Regions from separate parts of the Homo sapiens genome. Here regions 2, 3 and 4 are each linked to region 1. Evidence: read pairs that join two places in POLR2A ChIA-PET (ENCODE). Cell type or tissue: GM12878. All regions are shown on one strand. Each heading gives the region's core, and the rest is flanking DNA. Links, peaks and the distances in the headings are about the cores only.

Region 1 (4,000 bases), core at 1-4,000:
GTCAGACTGGATGTTCGGGTGGGTGGGGGCGTTGTGTGGGGCTGGGGGGCAGGTGACAGGGCAGCATCCTGGTCCCGCCAGGCCTGGGGGGGGCCCCGGACGGCCCGTGGACTCCTAGGGACAGCCGGCGAGAGTTGGGGGTGCAGGGCCCCCCCCAGTGGCCACAGTGGCTTCTCTGGTCCAGTCCTGGGAGGAGGAGGAAGGGGTGGGGGAGGGGGAGGCAGGCGGGGGCAGGGAGGGGTGGGAGGCTGCCCTGGGCTGGGGGTCTGGCCCAGGGTCTCACCCAGGGTCTCTGGCTGCTGAGGCTGGCGAGGGGGCGCGGGGGGGGCTCCCCCTGCAGCCGAGGTCAGCAGGCCGCGGGCCGGGACATCGGGGCAGGCAGGGGCTGGGTGGGCCCCATGGCTCCAGGACAGGGCGCCCAGGGAAGGCAGCTAGCCGAAGCGCTGGCTGCAGGAGGACCGGGGCGGCAGGCTCCGCGGCAGGAGCAGAGGCGAGGCCTGGGCCAGGCCTGAGCTGCAGGTGAGAGACGGCATGAGGGCAGTGCCCCGGCCACCCCCACCCTAGCCCTCGCCCTGCACAAAGGACCGGGCGCCCGACCTCTGACCCTGACCTCAGCCGTGGGATCCCGACCTCCGCGGGCCTCAGAACCCAACCCCCTCCCCGGTCCCCGCCTCCAAGGCCAGACGCACCTTCCCGAGGGCCGACCCCCGTCGCGTGGGGAGGGGCGCTGAGTCCGCCCCCGGCCCCCGCCCCCTGCGCTCACCTGCCCCAGCCTGGCGTCCCGGCCGCGCGCCGCCGCCGCAGAGGTTGTCTCAAAGGCAGGCCCGGACGCGGCGCCCGCGCCTCGGCCCGGCAGCTCGGGGGGCTCCGGCGGCTCCGGCGGCGGCCGCAGCGACCTCAGGCGATGGCGGGGCCCGGGCGGCACCGAGGGGCGCGGGCGCGGGCGTGGGGCGCGGGGCGCGGGTTTCGGCACGGCGGCGACGGCGGCAGGTGCGTGCGGAGCGTGGCGCGCTCTGCGGCGGAGGCGCGGGGACCGCAGTGCGCGCGGCGCCCGCCCGCGCCCGCAGCGCCACCCCCCGTCTGGGGACCCGCGCGGGGTCCGCGGGGCGGGGCCAGCCTCCCGGCCGCCCCTCGGTCCGCTCCCGGCGTCGCTCTCGCCCGCGGACTGCGTGGGGGGCAGGACCCCCGCGTCGCCCCCAGTTCTCTCCAGGCTGATCCTGGGTCCTGGTCAAGCCCCCGCCCCCCCAGATTCAGGAGGAGAATCCGGCTGTTCTCCTCCCTCACAGTAGGAGGCCTCAGGACTCTGGAGTGAGAGGGAGGGGACCTGCGCGGAGGATCCCAGGGGAGCTGGTTCCAGGGCCCACCGGTGCCTTCCCCCGTCCCCGGCCCCCCGCCCCATGGGAAGGCCCCGAGTCCTCCAGCTCCGCCTGTGCCCGGTGCCGTAGCTCAGATAGATCGCTGTGACTCTAAGGGGCAAGAGCGGGGCGGGCGGAGCGGATCAGAAGGCCGAGGCCGGTGGACGGACGGGTCCGGTGGGAGTGCGCGAAGGACAGGCTGGCAGCCCAGTGCGGGGTGGAGGCGGCCCTGAGGACCGCACCTGCCCGGACAGGGTGGCCCCTGGCACTCCAGCGCGCAGGCCCGGGCCTCTCCGCTTCCTCACCCGGGGCTTCCCTGCCCTCCTGGGTCCGCCTTCTGCCTGTGGAGCCCTCGGGCTTGCTGGTCACCGTGAGGCAGGGGACCAGGGCTTCGAGGGCCTCCGCTGCCACGCTGTGACCAGCTCTGGCCCCGCACCTGGCCCTGGACATCCTGGCCTCCTTCAGCTCCTCTCTCCGCTGGACTGGCCAGACCGCACCTGCTCTAGGCAGAGCCCCAGGGCCTGCAGAGTGCTGAGCCCAGAGGGGACGGTGCCGCTGGTGCGGGAGCTCGCGTGGGCAAAACAGGCTGGAGGAGCAGCCCTGCGCATAGGGTCTGGCTTGGCCCCTCTGTGGGGCCTCGGGCGAGTGTCACTCAGAAGAGCAATAGGGAGAGGTGTGCGGGTGACAGGGGCGCTGCTGGAGGGGTCCTTACGGGGCCCTGGCAAGATGGTGGGGCAACTGAGGCAGCCTGGGCCTGGGGAGGGCCGGGAGCCCAGCTCCGCCGCAGACTCTGCTCACCGACCCGGCGTGCGCCCGAGGAAGCACCAGGCCGCAGGCCCCGCCCCCTCAGCGAGACCCCACCCCGTAGGGGATGAGATCCCGCCCCCGCCACGAGGCCCCGCCCCCCAGGCCAGGCCTTTTCAGACCCGCCATTCAGAGCTGGAGAACCCCAAGCCGAGTATTGGTCACATCCGAACCGGGTCTTTCGGGAAACCCCGGAGCGCGTGGGCTTCTGGGCAATAATATTTCCACGGCCGGTTCCTGCCTTGTTTGCGCATGCGCCATAGGCGCCACTCAAGTGGCAGGCAGGGAGGTGGGCGGGACTTCCGGCGCCTGCGCAGTGGACTTCCGTCGCCGGCCTCTCAAGTTTTGGGTCCCCAGGAGCACCCAGTTCTCCCCAAATCGGGGCCGGGTTGCCTGAACTCATGTCCCGACCGGTCTGACTGGCCCTACACAGGCCACGTCTGACTGGAACCCGCCCTTCCTGGTGCTCCCCTGGGCCCCAAGGGCCCCACTGCCGTGGGTCGTCCCCGCGGCACTCGCCAGTGCCCGCTGCACCCCTGCCTGCGCCGGTGCAGATGGAGCCTGGGTTCGGCTGGAGGCGGGGGGCCCAAGGTGGGGACGCTGGGGGGGCGCGTGTGGCCCCCACGCCCGCCAGCCAGAGGGTAACTGCAGTTTGAGAAATGAGCTAAAAATGTCAGTAGTGTCTAAAGCCCGTGTCACTGATTGTAAGATAAGACCTGTGACAAAACGTGCAAATCAAACATTTTTTATCAGTGAAAAAAGCAGAAAAGCCACTGGGCACGCTGGCTCACGCCTGGAATCCAGCACTTTGGGAGGTGGAGGCAGGCGGATCACTTCAGTCCAGGAGTTTGAGATGAGCCTAGGCAACATAGTGAGACCTACATCTCTATAAAGAATTAGCCGGCGTGGTGGTGCACCTGTAGTCCTTCCAGCTACTCAAGAGGCTGAGGTGGGAGGATCACTAGAGCCCAGGAGGTTGAGGCCGCAGTGAGCCAGATCATGCCACTGCACCCCAGCCTGGATGGCAGAGTGAGACCCTGTCTCAAAAATCGGCCGGGCGCGGTGGCTCACGCCTGTAATCCCAGCATTTTGGGAGGCCAAGGCAGGCGGATCACCTGAGGTCAGGAGTTGGAGACCAGTCTGGCCAACATGGTGAAACCCTGTTTCTACTAAAAATACAAAAAATTAGCCAGGCGTGGTGGTGGTTGCCTGTAATCCCAGCTACTCGGGAGGCTGAAGCAGGAGAATCGCTTGAACCCGGGAGGCAGAGGTTGCAGTGAGCCGAGATCGCGCAGCTGCACTCCAGCCTGGGCAACAGAGCAAGACTCCATCTCAGAAAAGAAGCAGAAAGCCTCCAAGAGCCAATGGCTCTCAAGCATCTTGGTCTCTGCTAAGAAGAGGCTCAGAGGCTTAGAAGCCCTGCCTCGCCGGGGCTTTGAGGTGTGTGAGCAATGGCTGGGGACTGCAGGCCCGGGAATCTGAGGGCCTCACCCCACTTCCTTTCCAGAGCCGTGACCTCAGGCTCACCTCCTGCCCTCCTCTCAGGCAAGCTGCAGATGCCCTTTAGGGCCCAGGCCATGCCCCGGATGTGAGGGGCTGAGTCACTGGTTTGGCAGTGCCCCTCAGAGCCCAGGCCTGGGCTGCCACCCACCTGAGGACGAGGGCTGGGCCAGCTGTCGTGCTCCAGTTGCTGGGGCCTCTTGGGATCTTGGGAACCCCATCTCTGAGCCCCGCCCCATGGCCCCGCCCCTCCCAAGGAGGGAAAAGGCGGCTGCCAGTCGCTCAACTCAGGCACTGGGACCTAGAGCTCAGAAGACCGAGAGGACAGACTGCCGTGTTGC
Region 2 (4,000 bases), core at 1-4,000, 66 kb before region 1:
TCAAGAAGACGGGCTTGTCTGTCAGGCCCTGGTGGGCACTTTGATAGCGGGCATGCTGTGCCATGACACGTGTGGTGTTGGGTCTTGCTGGACAAGCTGTGCTGTGTTCAGTGTGCGGAGCCTCTGCTAGATGCTCTCATTTGGGGCACTGGGCCAGTGCTACTGGGAGCACTTCTGTTTTGTGTCACTGACATCCAATAGCATCGTTATGTAGAGCAAACACCGAAGGGCTGCATTTCTTTGTGGGCTTATTCTCGAGAAAACTGGGGGCAGATCCCTCCTCAAGGAGGGGAGGGCCACCTTGGTTTCCAGTCAAGTATTGTGAAAATTATCCAACACTCAGGCAATCCACCCAACCCTGCTGCCCATGTCTGGAGAAGCAAAGTGTCAGGGGTAGTCCAGGCCCACCTGGAGACAGGTCAGGCCCTGCAGAGAAAGGTCTGACAGACGGGGGTGAGGGAAGACCCCCCAAAGGCCTCCAGAGTCCCACCAGGTCTCCAGGTCCTTGTCATAACCAGAGAGGCCCCAGCCCCAGAGGACCAGGTCCCCTGCTCCACTGTCCACAGGGGCCCACCTGCAAGCACACTGGCAGAGCTCAAGACCACACATGCCTGCAAGGTGAGGCCTGTCTGGGCTCTGTCCTCCTGCAGGCCCCAGGCCTGGGTGGCTGGGCGAAGGCAGCTGCTTATGCAGACTCCAGGGGGAAAGCCGCCTCTCATCTCTGGCCGTCCCCAGGACGCTGGATCCACCAATATCTCACCAACCTGGAGAGCCACTCAACCCCTCATTTCACATGTTTGAACATAGAGGACCAGAGGGGTGTGGCCTGTCTAGGAGGTCTTAGGAGCTCGGGTCCTGACTCTGCCACTTACCAACTCTTGTGTGTCCCATGTGCCTCCGCTTCCCCTCGGGACACAGAGATATTGTGAAAGTTAAACAACATAATCCCCGTAAAACACTTCGAGCAGTGCCTGGTATCTGGCCAGCAAGTGATCAATGGTGATCCATTACCATCCTGGGACCCCATCAGAGCCTTCTGAGGTGGAGGGAAGGGCGTGCTGGGGAGCACAGGTGCAGGTCACAAGAAGGAAGTCAGTCCCATAAGCCAGGTATCTAACCCCATCCCTGCTCCCCCAAGGTAAGGGCCAGCATCTAACCCCACCCCTGCTCCCCCAAGGTAAGGGCCAGCATCTAACCCCATCCCTGCTCCCCCAAGGTAAGGGGGCCAGCATCTAACCCCATCCCTGCTCCCCCAAGGTAAGAGCCAGCAACGGAGGCCTGGGAGGCTCCTGGGTTCTGGGCCGCAGCGCCTCTGCGAGGTCTGCAGGCTTCGCTCTAGGAGGGGATGGGGGCTGGGCAGGTCCCTGCTCCAGAGGAGGAGGACCTGGGCCTGCGGAGCGCCGCGGTGGGAGTGCTGGAGTCCTGGCCCGTCATCCCCGTCTGCCCCACAGCGAGGACGATGCTGCCACTGTATACCGCGCAGCCGCGATGCTGAACATGACGGGCTCCGGGTACGTGTGGCTGGTCGGCGAGCGCGAGATCTCGGGGAACGCCCTGCGCTACGCCCCAGACGGTGAGTGCTGGGCCTTGGCGGGGTCCCCGAACGGGGAGGACCCCACGGGCTCTGAGTCGCATGCTCGCCTAGGCATCCTCGGGCTGCAGCTCATCAACGGCAAGAACGAGTCGGCCCACATCAGCGACGCCGTGGGCGTGGTGGCCCAGGCCGTGCACGAGCTCCTCGAGAAGGAGAACATCACCGACCCGCCGCGGGGCTGCGTGGGCAACACCAACATCTGGAAGACCGGGCCGCTCTTCAAGAGGTGGGCGGGGCCTCCCCGGAGCTGGGCGGGGCTGCTCTTGGGGAGGTGGGCGGGGTCACTCCAGAGATGGGCGGGGCCGCTCTTGGGGAGGTGGGCGGGGCCACTCTCCAGAGCTGGGCGGAGCAGCTCTCAGGACTAGGCGGGGCCGCTCTTAGGGAGCTGGGGGAGCGCTCCTCAAGAGATGGGTGGGGGCACTCTCGGGGAGGTGGGCGGGGTCGCTTCCAGGAGGTGGGCGGCGTCGCTCTCAGGGGTACTGCAGTGGAGCCTGCTGCCAACATCCTCTGGACACTGTTACTTCTCTCCTCTCCCCCCACACCCCCAGCACCACCACATCTAATGGCACAATCATCTGCCCTCTTCTCAACACTGACACCAGTACCTGGGCCGTCACTGGAGTGGGGACTGGCTCCACTGCCTCCGCCCCTACTTTCCACACTGCAGCCCACCCTGAAACAGCACCCCTCTCCCTGTGTGGCTGGCAGCCTTTGGGAGGAGGCTCTTGATGCAGATGGGGACTGAAAGCTTCCAGGGACCCAGGAGGCCAGACAAGCAGCCCAAGAACAGCACACGAGCCTTAGACAGCCAGGGTTGGCCAAGGCCCAGAGACCCAAGTGAACATCTGCAGTGTGGCAGGAGTTAGCTCACAGCACGCCTGGACACCATGCCATGCCAGCTCACCCCCAGATCCCCAACCACTGAGTAGCACGTGCAGAGCCACCATCCACAACGCCCACATAAGTGCAGATGTAGGCAGCACGTGTGCACACACACGACACACATACACAGAACCATGTGTGCACACAGACTCAGGCACATGACACACATGTGACACAAGCACATGCATGGGGTGCACCCCACATAGGGATCACGTGTGCACACAGGTTCACTGATGTGGCCCGATGGGTACAATGCACACGTGCACACACAGCCGGACAGGACAGCCTGGTGGTTAGAGCTGGCTCAACCTCGCCTTCACTTGCTGGCAAGAGGGCAGGCATCCTTCTGAGCTTCTGCCTCCGTCTCTGTAAGGCAGGATGGTTCTGAGGACAACGTCCTAACCCACAGAAAGCCGGGTCTGGCACCCATAAACCACTCAGCTGTCATGAACCACACCGTCCATCTGGTGCAGGCAGATACCACGGTGTCCAGGGTCTGGCGTCTGCTGATCTTTCCGTTCTTGGGACTGGGACAAGGGAAAAGCCCAAGCTGCTCAGCCGGCAGGAGAAGGAGCAGGGAGAAGGAGCAGGGGGAAGGAGCAGGGAGAAGCAGCAGGGGGAAGGAGCAGGGAGGAGCAGGAGAAGGAGCATCTCTGAGAAGCCTCAGCTATGCTTCCTTCCCTAGAGTGCTGATGTCTTCCAAGTATGCGGATGGGGTGACTGGTCGCGTGGAGTTCAATGAGGATGGGGACCGGAAGTTCGCCAACTACAGCATCATGAACCTGCAGAACCGCAAGCTGGTGCAAGTGGGCATCTACAATGGCACCCACGTAGGTGGGGGTCATGAGGGGGTGGGGGCTGGGGCCTTAGGGTCCTGGGGCCAAGACCCCTGCGTGGCCACCCTCCATCTCATACTCCCACCCCCAGGTCATCCCTAATGACAGGAAGATCATCTGGCCAGGCGGAGAGACAGAGAAGCCTCGAGGGTACCAGATGTCCACCAGACTGAAGGTGGGGGCCCCACAGACCTCCCTCAGTGTCCCCACCCCAGACAGCCCATCCACCCCCTCTGGCCTGAAGGAGGAGGGTGCGGTGAGGTCAATGAAAGCCACTAAAGGAAGTGGGGGTGGGGCCTGCTTCCCCTGGACACCGTCCAGCACACCTGGCACAGCACAGGAAGCAGAGAGAACAGGAGGGAGGAGAGGAAGCTGCCCCCATCCCACAGGGGGTCTCCAGTGCCCCTCTTGACCCAGCCCTACTTAAGTCTGGGGCAGTTAGTTGTCTGACAGGACCCTGCTGGGGAAGAGCAGATGGGGGACAGCAGGCAGACCTCAGCTTCAGCACTCGCTGTCCCCAGTCCTGGTCCTCCACACCCCTCATCCCTCCTCCAGCCTGCATTGCTCTTGATGGGACCGGGTCAAACTGTCCTCTTCCACCGTGTGGGACAGCCCTTCCTGACTCCCCTGGGCCTCTGAGAGCCTCTGCCCTCGCCGGCTTCCTCCTCCAGAACATCTTTCCCTTGGC
Region 3 (7,791 bases), core at 1,843-5,842, 93 kb before region 1:
GAATCACTTCAACCCAGGAGGTGGAGGTTGCGGTGAGCCGAGATCGTGCCACTGCACTCTAGCCAGGGCAACAAAGAAAGCAAAAAAAAAAAAAAAAAAAAAAAAATATATATATATATATATATTAAAACTTCTTTTAATATATTTTAATATGTGGCCTAACACATGGTCTGTCCTGGAGGATGTTCCGTGTGCTTAAAAACTGTGTGTTCTGCTGTTGTTGGGTGAGTGTTCTGTGTCCGTCCTTTCTAGTTGATTTTAGCACTGTCCAGACCCTCTATTTCCTTGTTGATCTGCCACCTAGATACGTTTTCCATTACTGAAATAGGTTGAGTGACATCTACAACTATTATTGTAGAACTTACTTCTGTCTTCAAATCTGCCAATGTTTGCTTCATATATTTTGGGGAGCTGTTCTTGGTACATACATCTTTATTTATTTTTTTTTTTTTGAGACGGAGTCTCGCTCTGTTGCCCAGGCTGGAGGGCAGTGACGCGATCTCGGCTCACTGCAAGCTCTGCCTCCCGGGCTCATGCCATTCTCCTGCCTCAGCCTCCCGAGTAGCTGGGACTACAGGTGCCTGCCACGACGCCCGGCTAATTTTTTTGTATTTTTTAGTAGAGACGGGGTTTCACCGTGTTAGCCAGGATGGTCTCGATCTCCTGACCTTGTGATCCACCCACCTGGGCCTCCCAAAGTGCTGGGATTACAGGCGTGAGCCACTGCGCCCGGCCATACATCTTTATAATTGCTATAATGTGTTCATGAATTGACCCTTTTATTACTATATAATGTCCTTATATCATGTAATAATTTTTTTTTATTTTGAAACGGGGTCTTTTTCTGTTGCCCAGCCTGGAGTGCAGTGGTGCAATCATAGTTCATGACTGCCTCAAACTCCTCGACTCCCACAATCCTCCTGCCTCAGCTGCCTGAGTAGCTAGGACTATAGGTCCTAATTTATTTTATTTTTTGTAGAGACGGGATGTCACTATTTTGACCAGGCTGCTTTTGAACTTCCTGTCTCACTTGATCCTCCCACCTCAGCTTCCTCAAGTTCTGAGATTACAGGCATGAGCCACTGTGCCCAGTCCATCCTTTTACTTTCAATCTATTTAAATCTACTTCTCAACAGCATCTGGAATTTGGCCATTCTCCTTCCTGAACCGTATCTTCAATGATGAGATGTTTTCCTGGTTCTCTGGCTGCCCTTGCCCTCCTCCCTGACCCCAATCTTCTCAGTCTGGTGGCACTCAGGACTAGGCCTGGCCCCTTCTTCCAACCTTTCCGGACGACAAAAACCATCTATACCTAGGGACTCCTAAAACCTGTCTCCCCTGGCAGACTCTGATCCCGGCACCACCTGCCCACCAAGGTCTCCATGGCGCCTCCCAGGCATCTCACAGTGGGCAGATCCAAAACGGAGCTCCTCAGTGTCCCCAAGCCAGAGCCTGCACAGCCTTTGCTGGCCCCTCCACCCAGGGACCCGCCCTCCTTTTCCCAAGGCCCACTCCTGCGGAGCCCTCCTCCCCCACTCAGCTTTTCCCACAGCCAGGCAGCTCTCCTGGCCTCCTGCCCTCCAGTGTCTCCACCCAGCCAGAGCAGTTTCACAGTAAACATCTCAGACCTCCAGTCCACGCCAAAATCTTCCCGCACATCAACTGAACCCTCCATGCTACCTCTGTAGCAGGACGAGCCGCAGACAAAACCCCTGACAACGGGTTAAAGACGGAAGTGGCGAGACTCCGTCTCAAAAAAAAAAAAAAAAAAGGAAGTGGCTTCATTCCGCGGGAACTTCGGCAGACTTGCGTCTTTAAGTACCGAGCTCCCTGAAAAAGAAATTCCCGGCCCTTTTAAGGGCTTACAACTCTAAGGGGTCCACATGGAAGGGTCCTGGTAGATTGAGTAAGCGCGGGAAATGTGACTAGGGGCTATGCATCAGCTCACAGAACAGAAAGTTTTACAATGCTTCTGCATACAACGTCTGGAATTTACAGATAACACAAGTAGTTCAGGTCAGGAGCTGATATTATTATTATAATTATTAACCACCAGGGCTGGGTGGTGGCGCCAAGGTCGTCTGGCTATTTATCTTACTTCTGTTTCTTTCCAACTGTTTGCTTTCTCCCTTTCCTCCTGCCTTATAAACTAGGCAAGGTGGGGAGAGGAGGCCAGCAGGAAAAGTGGTGGTCTGCTTCCTTACCTCCAGGACCTGTAGGACCACGGATGGACTGAGACAACCCCCACTCCGTCTCCCAGCCCTGGGAATTTCACCGTCTCAAATATGCCAAGGTCCTCCTTGCCTCAGGCAGTTTCGCTCAGGCTCAAGTCAGCCCCCTCCCCACCCTGCCCGGTGCCAGCAGCTTCTCAGCCCTCAGATCTTGCCTTCAGTGCCGCAGCCTCCGCTGAGCCCTCAGAACCAGCCACGGTTCTTCCCCAGGGCCCTGCTCTTTTCCACACAGGACGTACACATGTGCCACCTGCCTCTGCCTGTCTGTGGCTGGCTTCTCACCAGCCTCTCCTACAAATCTGTTTTATTCATCTCTGCAGTCAGAACTAAAACGGCAACTGGCCACGGTAGGCGTTCAAGGAGAATGAAACAAAGAATATGCCTGTTTCTTCCCAGCCAAGAATAGGTTGTGCTCCCAGAGACAGACACAAAAGGGACTCAGAAAGGCATGCTCTGAGTTGAGAGTCTCAACTGAATCTCAGTGACTCTCCGACTGAGAGTCTATAACGCCCTTAAGCCAAAGACCACTGCAAACACGCCTGTAGTTAAACAAGTTGGGTCTTTTACTCTACGTACAAACACACCAGGTTGAGACGTTGAGGTGTCTCAGCAACAGGGTGTTCGGAGGAAACTATTACAGGATTTCACCTGTAGTTGGGTGATTTGGGGGATGATCTAAGGAAGGAGGATTTGGTTCTAGATTAGACGCACGCTGGAGCCCAGGAGGTCGAGGCCGCAGTGGGCCATGATCGCCACTGCGCTCCAGCCTGGGCGACTAAGCGAGACCTTGCCACAAAAACATAAAAAAAGATTAGACGCTGTGGGAAGGAAGAGGGTAATTCTCAGCTTATGATCGCTGCATGTGACAGGGTGAGCTGTGCGTTCCCTGCTTAGAATCAAGAAGAGGTCTTAGTTCATCTCACTTTGTCGTGGTGTCTGCGTGGCGCTTCATGCCTCACAGAACATGGGCTGGCTACGAGGGTCAAACCAGGCCACAGCAACGCGTCAGGGGCCGCTTGCTTTCTTAGGAGCAACAGGTCCAGAGGCTTCCGCTCCAAGAGGGACTGGGGCCTGGGCCAGGACCTTGCCGAAAAGCAAACGAAGCCCAGACAACCTGCTGGGGCTCCAACCCTTCCTCCCACCACCACCGCCCCGCAGAATTTGGGTCGCTGAGACCGCTGCAGGCGTGCCGACCACGGCTGCCCCGGCCCGGAAAGCAGATTTGCCCCTTTTTGCGGGGTAAGGGTGGAGAGGGCGGCGTCGGGGGGAGTCGAGTCTGCCCGCCCAGGCCCCGCTCGGAGCCGCAGGCTGGGAGGGCGGCGGGCGCAGCGACCCCGGGCCTCGGTCCGCCCGGCGCGGTCCTCACCCTGCAGCACAAGAGCCGCCGGCAGTTCTTGCTGTTGCCGTAGCTCTCGCCAAAGCTCTGCGTCACCGAAATGAAGTCCTGATGAAGCAGCGGCGGCGGATGCGTGGAAGGGGGCCTCGAGGAACCACCGGCGGCATCAGGAGACCCGGTCCTGTAAAAGACTGAGAGCTCCGCCTCTCCGATACTCGCGGGCAGCCATTGCGGCGCACAGAACCGTCCGCGTGTGAGCAGCGCGCACGCGCACGCAATGCGCCTCAACCCCGCAGCCTATGCGCCTGCACTGAGAGCTCACGGCTTGCGGCGCCTGCGTCTACCCCGCGCGCAGTCGCCACGGCAACAGGGCGGGCCTTGGTTCTGCTTCGGGCGTGGTCGGTGCATGGTCCTCCAGCACTGTTCGCCCCGCGGGTCTGGTCCTGGGTTCCTTTCGCCTCCTGTCGTCGGACGGCACCGGCTTTGCCCACGGCCTCGCGGGGAGACGCAGACACCCGGGACCCGGGGAGGCGCCCGGGCGCCGCCGCCATGTTGTCAGGGAGCGCCCGCTCCCAGCTCTTCGGTTCCGGGACCCGCGGCGCGGGGATGGGGCTGGGCCGCCCTTGGTAGCCGTCCTGGGCTGGGGGCCACCCTGGCCGCGTGGTCACCGGCAAGAAGCCCAGGGCCTCACCCGGGCGCGGCGTCGCGGGGGCCGAGGGAAGGACCGGACCCTCCCGAGGTCGCGGACCCGGCCGGCTGGGGCGAGGCTGGGGTGGCCCCTACCCCGAGCTAAGCTGGCCGCGCCGCATCTCACCGTCGCCGGGGCCCGAGCGCTGCGCCTGGACCGGCGCCGAGCGAGGGGGCCAAGCGGCCGGCTGGACCCACAGTCCCCGCGCCATAGGCGGGTCGGGGCTTTCAGACTCGGCTCCAGCCCTCAAACCTGGTAGCCTTGGAGGTCAGCTTGAGATGACTGCGCTTCCTGCGCGCGTTGTCCTCCCCAGAAACGCTCAAAATGGCAAAGCGGCGTCCGTGGCCGCCGGAGGCCTGTGTTCTCCCCTGCCGAACCTCACGCGCGGCCCCTCCCTCATTTTCTTCTGGCCAGGCTGCCCCCTGCCCCTTGGGCGATTCTGCTGCGTCCCACGGTCCTGGCTGTGGCATTTCTGGGTGTTTGGAGGGCTCCCCCGGCAACGACGTCTAATGTCTATAATCCCGGCCCTTTGGGAGGTCGAGGGGGGGCGGGGGATCACTTGAGGTCAGGGGTTCAAGACCAGCCTGGCCAATATAGTGAAACTCCGTCTCTACTAAAAATACAAAAAATAGCTGGGTGTGGTGGCGGTTGCCTGTAGTCCCAGCTACTCGGGAGGCTGAGGCAGGAGAATCGCTTGAACCCGGGAGGCAGAGGTTGCAGTGAGCCGAGATCGCCTCGTTGCACTCCAGCCTGGGCAACAGAGCGAGCCTCCGTCTCATAAGATTAAAAATAAATAAGAAATCACAAAAAATTAGTACGTATTTTGAGCTGAATAAAAATGGAAATATGCACATGAAAATGTATAGGATGCAGCTAATACAGTGCTTAGAGAAAGTTATAACTGCAAACTCTTAACGTTAGAAGAGGTGAGGCCGAGAACAGTGGCTCACCCCTGCGATCCCAATGCTTTGGGAGGAGACTGAGGCCGACCCCGGAGGATTGCATGAGCCCAAGAGTTTGAAATTAGCCTGAGCAACACGGTGAAGCTCCATCGCTACAAAAAAATATGAATTAAAAGGCCGGGCGCGGTGGCTCATGCCAGTAATCTCAGCACTTTGGGAGGCCAAGGCGGGCAGATCACGAGGTCAAGAGTTTGAGACCAGCCTGGCCAATACAGTGAAACCCCGTCTCTACTAAAAATACAAAAAAAAAAAAAAAAAATCTAGCTGGGTGTGGTGGCGGGCACCCCAGCTACTTGGGAGGCTGAGGCAGGAGAATTGCTTGAACCTGGAGGGCAGAGGTTCCAGTGAGCCAAGATCGTGCCACTGCACTCCAGCCTGGGTGATAGAGCGAGACTCCATCTCAAAAAAAAAAAAAAAAATAGGTGTGTTGATGCACACCTCTAGTCCCAGGTACTTGACAGGCTTAGAAAGTGGATCCCTTGAGCATGGGAGGTGGAGACTGCAGTGAGCTAGGATTGCACCACTACACTCCAATCTTGGCAACAGAGTGAGACCGTGTCCCCCCCGCCCCCCCCCCCCACACACACACACAAAATCCAAGCTATTCGGAAGACTAAGGCGCGAGAATTGCTTGAGCCTGGGAGGCAGAGGTTACCGTGAGCCGAGAATACACCATTGCACTCCAGCCTGGGCGACAGAGTGAGACTGTCTCAAAAAAAAAAAAAAGAAAGAAAAAAGGAAGTCAGTGAACTAGAACGCGGAAAAACAACAGAACATCTATGAAATAGAAAGTTTTTATTTATTCACTTATTTTTTTTCGAGACAGAGTCTTCTCTGTCGCTCAGGCTGTAGGTGCAGTGGTGCTATCTTGGCTCACTGCAACCTCTGCCTCCTGGATTCAGCGATTCTCCTGCCTCAGCCTCCGGAGTAGCTGGGATTACAGGCGCCTGCCACCACACCCAGCTAATTTTTGTAGAGACAGGGTTTCACCAATGTTAGCCAGGCTGGTCTCTAACTCCTGACCTCATGACCCACCTGCCTCGGCCTCCCAAAGTGCTGGAATTTCAGGCGTGAGCCACCGCACCCGGCCTGAAATAGAAAGTTCTGGCCGGGCGCTGTGGCTCACGCCTGTAATCCCAGCACTTTGGGAGGCCAAGACGGGCGGATCACGAGGTCAGGAGATCGAGACCATCTTGGCTAACACGGTGAAACCCCGTTTCTACTAAAAATACAAAAAATTAGCCGGGCGTGTTGGCGGGCGCCTGTAGTCCCAGCTACTCGGGAGGCTGAGGCAGGAGAATGGCGTGAACCCAGGAGGCGGAGCTTGCAGTGAGCTGAGATCGCGGCCACTGCACTCCAGCCTGGGGGACACAGCGAGACTCCGTCTCAAAAAAAAAAAAAAAAAAAAAGAAAGAAAGTTCTTAAAAAGTTGTTTCTTAGAAAAGATCAACAAATTTGATAAATGTTTAGCTAAACTGGCCAAGAAAAAACTAAAATTAGGAATAAAAGAGGGGCTATCACTACTGCCCTTCCAGATACAAAACGATTGTTAGAGAATACTACGAACAACTTTATGTCAATAAATCAAGCAGCTTAGATGAAATGGACAAATTTCTTAAAGCATATAAATTGCTGGCCGGGCACGGTGGCTCACGTCTATAATCCCAGCACTTTGGGAGTCCGAGATGGGCCTCAGGATTACCTGAGGTCAGGAGTTCGACACCAGCCTGGCCAATATGACGAAATCCCATCTCTACAAAAAAATACAAAAAAATTAGCCGGGCGTGGCGGCGGGCACCTGTAATCCCAGCTACTCGGGAGGCTGAGGCAGGAGAATTGCATGAACGGTGGAGGTTGCAGTGAGCTGAGATCGGGCCACTGCACTCCAGCCCTGGGAGATAAGAGCAAAACTCTGTCTCAAAATAAATAAATAAATAAATAAATAAATAAATAAATAGCCAAAACCAACTCCCAAAGAATAAAAAATCTGAATATAGCTATAAAGAAATTGAGTTAGTAATTTTAAATCTTTCTACAAGAAAAAGAAAAATGCTCAGGCCTAATCAATTTCACTAGTAAATTCTACCAAAAATTTCGGATAGAATTAATTCCAATTCCGACCCATTCTATAAGGTCCATATTCACCTAATACCAAAGCCAGAGAAAGATATCACAAAAATACTACACACCAATATCCTCCTTTAATATCAATGTAAAAATTCACTACAAATTATTAGCAAACAGAATCCGGAAAGATAAAAAGGATTATACATCGTAACCAAGTGGGATTTATTTCAGGAACATTTTGAGGATTTTTGTTGTTGGGTTTTTTGTTTTGCTTTGTTTTGTTTTTGAGACGGAGTCTCGCTCTGTCGCCCAGGCTGGAGTGCAGTGGCGCGATCTCGGCTCACTGAAACCTCTGCCCCACCCTGGATTCAAGTGATTCTTGAGCCTCAGCCTCCTGAGTAGCTACCACACCTGTCTAATTTTTGTATTTTTAGTAGAGATGGGATTTTGCCATGTTGGCCAGGCTGGTCTCGAACTCCTGACCTCAGGTGATCCGCCTGCCTCGGC
Region 4 (4,000 bases), core at 1-4,000, 72 kb before region 1:
GGAAATCAAGCTGCTCTGGACAGGTCCGGTGCCACAGAGCAACCTTGGGGTGGAGCCCACTGTAAAAAGCTCCCTATTTGCAAATGGCTAGGTTCTCCCGGGAAGGAAAAGCCTGGGTGACTGGGAATAGGAAAAGCAAGAGTGGGGAAGGGCAGGGTGAGGAGCCTTGCCCCATGGGACAGCCAAAACCCCACTGTCCCTGACCTAAAAGCTCTGCTAGGCTCCAACAGAGCGGAGCAAAACAGCAGTGAAACACCCGGAGGAACACAGCCCAGCCCTCCAGCCCTGCATATGGGAAAGAGCCGGCGACACTCTCAGTCCCAGGGCAGACCACCATTTCCACGGTCCATCAAATGACCCTCTAGCACGGAGACAGATGCAGCCCCCTCACCAGGGCAGAACGCAGGGTGGGGCCAGCCAGGGCTCCTCGGACTAGAAGGCAGGAATCTCCCCAGCCCAAGGTAGGGTTGTTGCTTAGAGCTGCCCACGGGGCCTTACATGCTCCTCCTGCAGCTGCTATAAAAAGGCACTAATCGTCCCCCATTACGCCCCCTGCACTCGGCTTTAAGCTCACAGGTCACTTGTCCACTCCACTCATCCAACTGCAAGCCCCAGGGAGGGTTGGCCTGGGCTCCAGGAAAAAAGATTTTTAAAGACGTGACCAGGCAAAGTCCCAAGGGTATGCACAGGTCCCAAAGAAGGAATGCCCCGCCCAGGGAAAGACCCGCCCAGAAAAAAAGACCCGCCAAGGGAAAGCTCCGCCCAGAAAAAGACCTGCCCAGGGAAAGCCCCGCCCAGAAAAAAGGTCCTCCCAGGGAAAGCCCCACCCAGGGAAAGCTCCACCCAGATAAAAGCCCGCCCAGGGAAAGCCCCGCCCAGAAAAAAAGATCCGCCAAGAGAAGTCTCCGCCCAGATAAAAGCCCCGCCCAGAAAAAGACCCGCCAAAGGAAAGCCCAGCCCAGAAAAAAGACCTGCCCAGGGAAAGCCCCACCCAGGGAAAGCTCCGCCCAGATAAAAGCCCGCCCAGGGAAAGCCCCGCCCAGAAAAAAGACCAGCCCAAGGAAAGCTCCGCCCAGGGAAAGCCCCGCCCAGAAAAAAAGACCTGCCCAGGGAAAGCTCTGCCCAGATAAAAGCCCGCCCAGGGAAAGCCCCGCCCAGAAAAAAGACCAGCCCAAGGAAAGCCCTGCCCAGAAAAAAGACCGCCCAGGGAAAGCCCCGCCCAGAAAAGACCCGCCCAGGAAAAGCTCTGGCCAGATAAAAGCTCAGCCCAGGGAAAGCCCCGCCCATAAAAAAGCCCCGCCCAGATAAAAGCCCTGCCCAGCGAAAGCCTCGCCCAGGGAAAGCCCCACCCAGAAAAAGACCCGCCCAGGGAAAGCCCAGCCCAGAGAAAAGACCCGCCCAGGGAAAACTCTGCCCAGATAAAAGACCCGCCCAGGGAAAGCCCCGCCCAGAAAAAGTCCCGCCCAGGGAAAGCCCCGCCCAGAAAAAAAACCCGCCCAGGGAAAGCCCCGCCCAGAAAAAAGTCGCGCCCGGGGAAAGCCCTGCCCAGAAAAAGTCCCGCCCAGGGAAAGCCCCGCCCAGGGAAAGACCCGCCCAGAAAAAAGTCCCGCCCAGAAAAAAGTCGCGCCTGGTGAAAGCCCTGCCCAGAAAAAAGACCAGCCCAGGGAAAGCCCCTCCCAGAAAAAAAGACCCGCCCAGGAAAAAGCTCTGGCCAGATAAAAGCTCCGCCCAGGGAAAGCTCCGCCCAGGGAAAGCCCCGCCCAGAAAAAAAGCCCCACCCAGGGAAAGCCCAGCCCAGAAAAAGACCCGCCCAGGGAAAACTCCACCCAGAAAAAAGACCAGCCCAGAGAAAGCCCAACCCAGAAGAAAGCCCCACCCAGGGAAAGCCCCGCCCAGGGAAAGCTTCACCCAGAGAAATTCCCACTTAGAGAAATTCCCACTCAGAGAAAGCCCCACCCAGAAACGTGCCACCCAGGGAAAGCCCCACCCAGTGAAAGCCCCTACCAGAAAAAGCCCCGCCCAGAAAAAGCCCCTCTTAGAGAAAGCCCCGCCAGACTCTCAGAAGTTAATTTCCTTTTTCGTTGTTTTGAGAGGGAGTCTTGCTTTGTCACCCAGGCTGGAGTGCAGTAGTACAATCTCAGCTCACTGCAACCTCTGCCTCCTGGGTTCAAGCGATTCTCCTGCCTCAGCCTCCCGAGTAGCTGGGACTACAGGCACAAGCCACCACACCCGGCTAATTTTTGTATTTTTAGTAGAGACGGGGTTTCACCATGTTGGCCAGACTGGTCTCGAACTTGTGGCCTCTTTTTTTTTTTTTTTTTTTTTCTTTGAGATGGAGTCTCACTCTGTCACCCAGGCTGGAGTGCAGTGGCTCGATCTCGGCTCATTGCAAGCTCCACCTCCCGGGCTCACGCCATTCTCCTGCCTCAGCCTCCCAAGTAGCTGGGACTACAGGCCCCTGCCACCACGCCCTGCTACTTTTTTGTATTTTTAGTAGAGACGGGGTTTCACCATGTCAGCCAGGATGGCCTCAATCTTCTGGCCTCATGATCTGCCCGCCTCGGCCTCCCAAAGTGCTGGGATTACAGGAGTGAGCCACCGTGCCCAGCCACTTGTGGCCTCTTCTGTTATTTTCTGAATTGTTTACACTTCCCTTACTCATCACAGAGCTTGAGAGAAATTCTGTAGCTGTGATGGGATAAAAGGATGGATGGGCAGGTGAACAAATGGACAGACAGCTGGCTGGGAAGTGGAATTTCTTCATCCAAGATGGGTCAACTCAAGGAATCGATTGCCCTAAAACATACCTGTTCCACTGTTGGCCACTTTTGCAATAGACAAGTTCACATCAAGCTAGACCTGCCTGATCCCTACATTCTAACTGGAGTGACCAACAGGACACGGGAGAGAAAACCACATACAAAACCAATCCACAGAACCCCGCCATGCCCAGGTCCCCACAGAGAGGGGAGGGGGCGTTTTCTCCACTTTTTTTTCTCGGCCTGTGAGCCCCTGAGCCGTGCACTGCGGTCCCACAGGTTGACCCCGCGTTGCCAGCCTCAGGGCCAAGGTCACGTTTCCAGACATGGCCCTAAGAAAAAGGCCAGCCCAGGGGAAGGGACATGGTCAGGGCACACAGGAACCACGTGCATACCACACATCCATGCCCATGAGCACACACCACACACCACATGTGTATGCACATACCATACACACGTGCACAAATGCATGTATACACACTATAGTCACACCATGCATACATCTCTACCCACACATGCAGAATCATGTACAGGTCATACACAACACACACGCATGTATGCACATGCCATATACACACCACATGTACCATGCATACACCATACACACATGTGCGCAAATGCATGTACACACACCATCACACCACTCATACATCTCTACTCACACATGCAGAATCATGTACAGGTCATACACAACACATACACGTGCACACATGCCATATACACACCACGTGTACACACATGCACCATGCATACACCACACACACACGTGCACAAATGTATGTACACACACCATAGTCACACCACTCATAGATCTCTACCCACACATGCACCATCATGTACAGGTCACACACAACACATACACATGTGCACACATGCCACATACCACGTGTACACACATGCACCATGCATACACCATACACATGTGCACAAATGTATGTACACACACCATAGTCACACCATGCATCATCTCTACCCACACATGCAGAATTGTGTATAGGTCATACACAACACATACGCATGTATGCACATGCCACATACACACCACATGCTCCATGCATACACACACAAATGTATGTACGCACCATAGTCACACTACACATACATCTCTACCCACACATGCACCATCATGTACAGGTCATACACAACACATACACATGTGCACACATGCCATATACCACATGTGTACACACATGCACCATGCATACACCATACACACGTGCATCTACACATACAGATACAGG

What was found. Peaks named below come from ENCODE experiments on the same cell type or tissue, not always from the same donor. Only the 100,000 strongest peaks of a DNase experiment are listed, where the experiment ranks them.
Region 2: POLR2A ChIA-PET joins it to region 1 with 19 read pairs; 19 of 35 experiments call an interaction of 5 or more read pairs at or near these places.
Region 3: POLR2A ChIA-PET joins it to region 1 with 27 read pairs; 24 of 35 experiments call an interaction of 5 or more read pairs at or near these places.
Region 4: POLR2A ChIA-PET joins it to region 1 with 33 read pairs; 19 of 35 experiments call an interaction of 5 or more read pairs at or near these places.

Annotation. Positions count from the first base shown.
Region 1 is chr9:137,221,226-137,225,225 of GRCh38, forward strand. It overlaps RNF208 (ring finger protein 208), which reads right to left and starts at 1,015. Exons shown (of 2, transcript NM_031297.7): 1 at 764-1,015; 2 at 1-513. CYSRT1 (cysteine rich tail 1) reads left to right here and starts at 3,949. Exons shown (of 2, transcript NM_199001.5): 1 at 3,949-4,000. RefSeq lists silencers at 568-617, 1,558-1,607, 1,918-2,267. In GM12878, for the core only: no CTCF peak of the experiment used is centred there; a DNase peak (open chromatin) is centred at 2,356; H3K4me3 peaks cover 2,865 bases; H3K27ac peaks cover 791 bases.
Region 2 is chr9:137,155,218-137,159,217 of GRCh38, forward strand. GRIN1 (glutamate ionotropic receptor NMDA type subunit 1) reads left to right here. Exons shown (of 20, transcript NM_007327.4): 5 at 1,452-1,573; 6 at 1,646-1,820; 7 at 3,162-3,306; 8 at 3,404-3,487. LOC105376328 (a long non-coding RNA gene) reads right to left here. Exons shown (of 3, transcript XR_007061878.1): 3 at 1-3,772. Among named protein-coding and RNA genes, the nearest start is that of MIR3621, 12 kb to the right of the region's middle. In GM12878, for the core only: no CTCF peak of the experiment used is centred there; no DNase peak of the experiment used is centred there; H3K4me3 peaks cover 821 bases.
Region 3 is chr9:137,125,917-137,133,707 of GRCh38, forward strand. No RefSeq gene overlaps it. Among named protein-coding and RNA genes, the nearest start is that of GRIN1, 9.3 kb to the right of the region's middle. RefSeq lists an enhancer at 2,295-2,504 and silencers at 3,495-3,574, 3,935-4,444. In GM12878, for the core only: no CTCF peak of the experiment used is centred there; a DNase peak (open chromatin) is centred at 3,855; H3K4me3 peaks cover 3,061 bases; H3K27ac peaks cover 2,871 bases.
Region 4 is chr9:137,149,596-137,153,595 of GRCh38, forward strand. The region is part of intron 4 of GRIN1 (glutamate ionotropic receptor NMDA type subunit 1); the gene reads left to right. Among named protein-coding and RNA genes, the nearest start is that of GRIN1, 12 kb to the left of the region's middle. RefSeq lists an enhancer at 1,836-2,155. In GM12878, for the core only: no CTCF peak of the experiment used is centred there; DNase peaks (open chromatin) are centred at 1,006, 1,214 and 1,846; H3K4me3 peaks cover 1,113 bases; H3K27ac peaks cover 1,788 bases.